Linked DNA regions of Homo sapiens: region 1 is linked to region 2. A link is a contact called in ENCODE Hi-C data. All regions are on one chromosome and are shown on one strand. The core of a region is the stretch at or near the end of the contact, and the rest is flanking DNA. Distances in the headings are between cores, read along the strand shown. Region 1 holds the start of KLHL23 (kelch like family member 23). Region 2 holds the start of BBS5 (Bardet-Biedl syndrome 5).

What was found. A loop is a pair of places that touch in the nucleus more often than their neighbours do. Pooled maps may share reads with other maps.
Region 1: a loop to region 2 is called in a pooled map, with 4 times the contacts of the local background. The contact joins the promoter of KLHL23 here to the promoter of BBS5 in region 2. A Hi-C loop is called at or near these places in 6 of 50 pooled maps.

Annotation. Positions count from the first base shown.
Region 1 is chr2:169,732,423-169,735,716 of GRCh38, reverse strand. KLHL23 (kelch like family member 23) reads right to left here and starts at 1,885. Exons shown (of 4, transcript NM_144711.6): 1 at 1,630-1,885; 2 at 1-704. The coding sequence starts at 702. All of the region lies in intron 3 of PHOSPHO2-KLHL23 (PHOSPHO2-KLHL23 readthrough), which reads right to left. RefSeq lists silencers at 1,195-1,374, 1,485-1,554, 1,575-2,014.
Region 2 is chr2:169,477,493-169,481,263 of GRCh38, reverse strand. It overlaps BBS5 (Bardet-Biedl syndrome 5), which reads right to left and starts at 1,770. Exons shown (of 12, transcript NM_152384.3): 1 at 1,652-1,770. The coding sequence starts at 1,710. RefSeq lists enhancers at 1,497-1,836, 1,847-1,956.

The DNA of each region.
Region 1 (3,294 bases), core at 636-3,135, 250 kb before region 2:
GTACACTGGATCTATATCAATGTTGATATAGCTCAGTAGATTATAGAGGCATTCAATTCGATTTTCTACATCATGAGCAGTCCACTTAATAACTGGCTCTATGATAGCTTCTTCTTTCCAAACACTGAGATTCTTTCTGGACAAGATAAAGAGAAACTTTTCAAGGCTGATTTCCAGAAATTCTTCTTGTTGCCACACTTCCTTAAACTTTGAACATAGAATTCTTCGAGATTCCTTCTCTAGTTCTGGACACACATGAAATTCTGCAAAGGAGTGCATTCCAATACAATTATCAATATCCAAGTGCCTTACCAAAAACCGCTCACAAGCCTTCTTTACTGAAAGGAACTGTAGCAGATCCGCTGCCTCAAGCAGGCTTTGAACATTTCTTTTAGTTATTTCAATTTGGGAAGTGTATGCATAATTTACAAGGCCTTCCAGAATATCATGGTGGATGCCAGAGAGTTTTATTTTATTTTTAAATTTTTCTTTCATGTCAGCTGTGAACATTGCCTTAAAATAATTGCTGCAAGCAGCTAAAACGGCTCGGTGACAATGGAAAATTATGCCTGAAGGACACTGAAGAGTAATATCAGTAAATAATCCATCCAAGTAAAATGTTCTGAATGCATCCAGAAAATCCACTGGATGTGTTGAATCCTTGAAAAGATAAATATAATCTTCTTGTCCTTTTAGAGCCATGGCTGCAATAAATATGAAATAACAAATGTGTTTTCAATGTTGCACATTCTCTCAAATAATCAACGCTAAATAACTTGACTATCATCGGATATACTCCAAAACTGGACTAAGTTCAGCATCTAAATAATAAATGCAAAATGTGGATGGACTGTTTGATCATTTATATGGTGGTCAATTTAAATTCAGGGTAGCTCGGAGCTTGAAATGAGGCTCCTGGATTTTTCAGTAGTCCTTTTGAGAGTACTGATTTGCTATTCCATTCACCGCAATCTACCCTGGCCTGGCGTTCGGAGATGAGATCCCACACTAGGCAAGGCAAGTGTCCGAGGGTCACCCCACTCGAGGCCGGACCTCAGCTGTCTCGGCTCGGCCCCAATTCAACCTTTTCCCCAAGCTCGTCTCCCTTTCAAATCACATCGAAATGCCAAGAAAGGGATGATGGAAATATAAATGGACAAGAAGAGGTCTCGGAAAAGGGAAATCCCGAGCCCTTTCGCTTAAGGAAGGAGAGAAAGGAAGGCAGCTCGGCGCAGCCCTTGCAGCCCTCGCCCCCTCCCCCGCGCCCGCCGCAGGGGTTTCCGCGCGCCCCGCGCCTGGGCCCCGGCCCACGTTCCCGCCCGGAGACCGCCCCGCCCCGGGGCCAGGAGCGGGGCTGGACTCGAGGGCGCCGCGTGCCGCCCGCGGGCCCGGTGCCCGCGTCCCTCTGCCCGGCGCTCCGCGCAGGTGTGGGAAGGACGCCGCAGGCAGCCCCAGCGCAACGCGTTCGGCCCGGCCCGGCGCCCGCGCGGCCATTGTCTGCGCTCCTCTCCCGCGCGGCCTCGCTGCCCGCGCCCGGCCCCGCTGCCCGCGCCCGGCCCCGCTCCCCGCGCCCGGCCCCGCTCGCTCCCAGCAGGCCGGCCTCGGGCTGCGGGTCCACACCGCACCTACCTCCCGCCGGGGCTCGGGACGCGGCGCTGGCCCGCGGGCTAGTAGCGAGCGGGAGCGGGGACGCCTCCGGCCCCTCTGACCATCTTTGGAAGAGGCGCTCGGAAGCCGCCAGCTAGTGCCGCTCCACCCCACAAGCAGCTCCTATTTTGGTGTCCCGGCGGCTCCCCCGCCTCCACCCGAACAGCCCCCCGCACGGTCTGGGCGCGAGGCCACTCGCGGGAACTCCCCCGTCGCCGGGCCGTGCGGCGAGCGGGGCGGGGCGTGCAGGCGTGAGCACGGCTCGGCCCCTCCCCAGCGGCGCCCCCCACAGCAGGTGGGACTGCTTCCCCAGGAGACAGCGCGCGCCGCCGCCTTCCCCTTCCTTGGCTCGCTCTCTGTCCCGCGCGCTCTCTCACACCCGGTCGAGCGTCTTCTCTTAGATAAACTCTGAGTCCTGAATTATTAATAACACCATATATGAGTGTGTGTGTGTGTGTGTGTGTGTGCGCGCGCGCGCGTGTGCATGTGTGTACACTCCCCTCCCTCAGTAGGCTTCGCCAGCCCAGACTCAATCGTGAGGACAGAGAAGGGGGAAAGAGTGGAGAGAATGGGGCACAACTAAAGGTCAGGGATTGGAGGCGCCGTTGAAATGCCAGAAGTAGCCGGCCTTTCCCACAAACGCCATCCCACCCCCAGCAAAGCACTCAGGAGGGCGCCTTGGTGCTGGTGAGCACATCAGGGGTTAAGCTGAAGCTTTGAGAGAAACTTTGGGCAGCCGGGGCCAAGGCGAAGTCCAGGCGAAGTCCAGTCGTGCTAAGATTCAGGTTATTGTATTTAGAGCATAGCAGCTGGAAGGAGCAGCCTTTCTGGTGACGGCCACTCTAGTCACAGATGTCTATGTGGTACACAAAGTTCATTTTCTTGTTCCAACTAAAGCCAGTATCAAATATTTTTGTATATCATTCATTCATTCATTCGCAAGATTTTATTAAGTGCTTCTAGTGCCTGATAGGGATAGACACTAGTAGTGATAAGAGTGTTGACAGATGGTCCCTAGCTCACAGGGACCTTCACCACCACCAGAGGACCATGTGTTTCCCAGAGTATGGTCTCAGAAACGCAATATACATGAATGGCCAGATAGTATGTGACAACAGAACTCTGAACCACATAAGAAGCCCAGGAAGCCAGACCACAACCTTGGTAGCAGCTGAACCAGAACAGTCAGGAAGTAGTCAACGACTGGCAATTTCCCTATTTTTTTTCTTTTTTGAGACAGGGTCTTGCTATGTTGCCCAGCCTGGAATGTAGTCGCACGATCTTAGCTCACTGCAGCCTCGATCTCCTGGTCTCAAGAGATCCTCTGCCTCAACCTCCCAAGTACCTACGACTACAGATGTGCAATTTTTGAAAAATTTTAAATATTTTTTCATGACAGGGTCTCACTATGTTGCCCAGGCTGGTCTCAAACTCCTGGACTCAAGCGATCTTCCTGCCTGGGACTTCCAAAGTGCAACTTCCCTATTTTTACCCCTAGTTCCACCTCTGCACCAACCAGAGAAAGCCAAATATGTTCCGCAAACCCATCACATAAAATACCCCCGCTTCTAGTAGCCCACCTGCAGCTTTCCCATGCCAACAACTTCCAATCAGAGCATACCGGGGGCTTTTCTTCACTTCTATAAA
Region 2 (3,771 bases), core at 521-3,020:
TTCTTCTTCAAGGACTTCACCAGGTAGAATAAATTGTTCTGTTTCTATGAGTCTCAGCTTTTCGCTCATTTTTTCAGAATGGTATTTACCACATTTATTATAGTGGTTGTCTGTATGTATCTCCTGCACTAGAACGGGGGGATATGAATATCATTTCCTATTATTTTCTGTCTCTAGCTATCGGCCCAGTAACTAGCACGTAATAAAACATGGATAAATGTTTACTAATGTTACTGAAACGGACTTTTGTTTGGATTAAGAACCCTACAAGAAAGACAGAAAATGTCGCCGGGCGCAGTGGCTCACGCCTGTAATCCCAGCACTTTGGGAGGCCGAGGCGGGCGGATCACCTGAGGTCAGGAGTTCGAGACCAGCCTCAACATGGAGAAACCCCGTCTCTACTAAAAATACAAAATTAGCCAGGCGTGTTGGTGCGTGCCTGTAATCCCAGCTACTCTGGAGGCTGAGGCAGGAGAATTGCTTGAACCTGGGAGGCGGAGGTCGCAGTGAGCCGAGATCGCGTCATTGCACTCCAGCCTGGGCAACAAGAGCGAAACTCTGTCTCAAAAAAAAAAAAAAAAAAAAAAAAAAAAGAATGACAGAAAATGTCATAGAAAGTGCGCAATATGTTACTACAGTCCGTAATTTTACGAATTCCTTTCTCTTTCATCTTCTTAAAGGGTCTAACATGTTAGCATTAGATATCTAGCTATACTTAACCTGAGAAATTTATCAATATTTCATTTTTCCATCTAAGGAGGTGAGGTCCATGATAAGGAACGATTCCATCTAAGGAGGTGAGGTCCATGATAAGGAACGATTCCACCTAAGGAGGGGAGGTCCATGATAAGGAACGATAAGAAGTAGCTAAGAAGCTCCATGCCATTAATCCAGGAATCTTAGCTTTAGCGTTTCTCAACACTTAGTAACCCAACCGGCATTTCCCGCCCTGGATTTTGGAGTAGGAGGTTTCTAACCACTTTTTCTTTACGATACTTTCCAAAAACATGGTTTCTATTTAATGTATGATAATTTCCAAAAACAGGTTGCAAAAGAAGACTCCTTCTTGTTGGTGACTGATATGAATAACTAGATGAAAGCTTACCAAGGACATAAAGTTTGCGCGGTTAGTAATTTTTGACGACTGCCTTACTCCCACCTCCCTTATTTTACAGACATGAGGATTCTAGCTTGAATGATGAAGACATCTGCTCAAGGGCCCACACTGTGGGTCGATATTACACATCTACTTTTAGAACCCTAGTTTCCTGAGTCCCTGACCTACGTTCCTTCCATGAAACTGAAATCCCAAGCTCACGTGGGTGTATACGGGACGCTAAGCCCCGGGTGGCCCCGGTCGTGCTCAGGTTCACATTCCTGATCCGTCCCGCGGGCCAGGATGGGGGAACCGGAGGTCGCATGGGACCAAAACTGTGTAATGCCGATGCGCTCTTGCCGCGGCGCCGGCCTCGAGAGGGCCACAGTGGCCCAACCAGCCTGAGGTCTCTCGAGGCGCGGACGACCGGCGCAAGCCTCCCACCCTCACCAGGGCCGCGAGCTGCGGAGGTGCAGTCTCCGCCCGCGGGTCCCTAACGCGCACGGCGGCGCCCTCTACAGGGTTGAAGATCCCTCGGGAATCTTGGAAACTCACTGCGCGGACAGGTCGAAACGGACATCCCGATCCTCCCAAAGCGCATCCAGCACCGACATGGTGAACAAGGCCCGTGGCAGGATCTCTCCACAGCCGTGCAGGCCTAGCTGCGTCTCTCTGGCTCCAAGGCAACGGGCCGCCTCTGTCACGACGTCTACGGCGGGCGCCGAGACTCAAGCTTCCGCGAGAGTGCGCGCGCGTCGCCCAGCTCTTTCGCGTCGTTAAGCCGATTTGAGATGCGAGGCAGGATTTAGGAGTCTCTGAGAAGCCCAGCTGTGTCCGCCAAGGGGAGCGTGCCTGACCTCTGGGCGACCTTCCTTGCCTCCAAACAGACATCCTTTAGCCATTTTACCCCTCTCCTTATTTCTCTTCACCGTCAAGAGATTCAGGTTATTAGCCGGGCATGGTGGCTTCTGCCTGTAATCCCTGCAGTTTGGGAGGCCGAGGCTGGAGGATCACTTGAGGCCAGGAATTCGAGACTAGCCTGGGCAACATAGCGAAACTTCATCTCTACAAACACAAACAAACAAACAAAACCAACCCAAAATTAGCCAGGGGTGGTGGTGCACGCCTGCAGGCTCAACTACTCGGGAGGCTGAGGCGGGAGGATCTCTTGAACCCAAGAGGTGGAGGCTGCGGGGAGCTATGATCGTGCCTCTGCCCTCCAGCCTAGGTGATAGAGATATAGGATCAACAGGTTCGTATGCCTGCTGTGCAGTAACAAACCCATTACACGAAGACAGCAGAGTTTGCAGCAGGGAAAGAGTTTAATGATTGCAGGGCACCTAGCAAAGAGATGGGAAGAGATCCTCGAATCTATCTTCCCAAGAGTTCTGGGCTGAGGTTTTTAAGAGGATCACAGAGGGCGAGGGGCTGGAAAATTGGGGTCCTTGATTGGTCGGAGTAAGGGAGATGAAATCATCAGGATAGGGAAGCTGCATTCTTTGCTGAATCAGTTTCTCACGGGTTCCTCAGACCAGCTGGCATCAGTGGGATCCTTCAGGCCAGCTGAGGCAGTAGTTTCATTGGTATGCAGGATCTGAAAGACTATCTCAAAGGGAAAACTGAGTATTTCATAATGTTCAAGTTGTTCTCTATAGAGCAATAGAAGGGAACTATAATCTTGTGACAGGGTCTGCATGATTCTAGGACAATAGGCACCAAACAACTCTGAGCAAGCAGGTCAGAGAGGAAGCTGACCTCATGATTAATGCCGAATTGGCTGCAAGCTTGGTTTATTTTTGTCCCCTCCCCCACACTTTCTTCCCTGATTACTTTTATAAATTTTATTGGGATGGTTTTAGAATGAGGAAAAAAGAAATTTAGAGTTAAAGCTTCAAATTCCTTACCTGGGCCTAGCTCAATGTGGCCCTGCCTATGTCTGCAACCTCCAACCACCCTCACTTCTGGCTGCTCTCTTGCCAGACAGGGCTCAGAGACTTTGGAGGGCCCCCTTCCTTTGCCTGGAACACTGTTTCCCCAGACCTCTGCATAGGCCTGCCCTTTGTCACTTAAATCTCTGCTTGGGCTGGGCGCTGTGGCTCAGGCCTGTAATCCCAGCACTTTGGGAGGCCGAGGTGGGCGGATCACCTGAGGTCAGGAGTTCGAGACCAGCCTGGCCAACATGGTGAAACCCCATCTCTACTAAAAACCCCAAATTAGCTGGGCACGGTGGTGGACGCCTGTAATCCCAGCTACTCGGGAGCCTGAGGCAGGAGAATCACTTGAACCCGGGAGGCGGAGGTTGCAGTGAGCCGAGATCACACCATTGCACTCCAGCCTGGGCAACAAGAGCGAAACTCTGGCTCCAAAAAAAAGTCAAATCAAATCAAATCAAATCACATCTCAGCTCACATGTCAACTCCAGCAGTCCCTGATCCTTCTGCCCCACCTGCTGTGAACAACCCGAGGACAGACACCTGATCTATCTAGTTGACTGCTTTGAACAATACCCAGCACAGAGTAGGACCCAGTAAATACTTCTTGAATGAATCAAAGTCCCTTTTCTCAATGCATGACAATTATTTAAATTAGTGGTTCACAAAGACTGATCTGGATCCCTACAGGGGGCCCACAAGGTCAAACTATATTCATAATAATGTGAAGACATCATTTGCCTT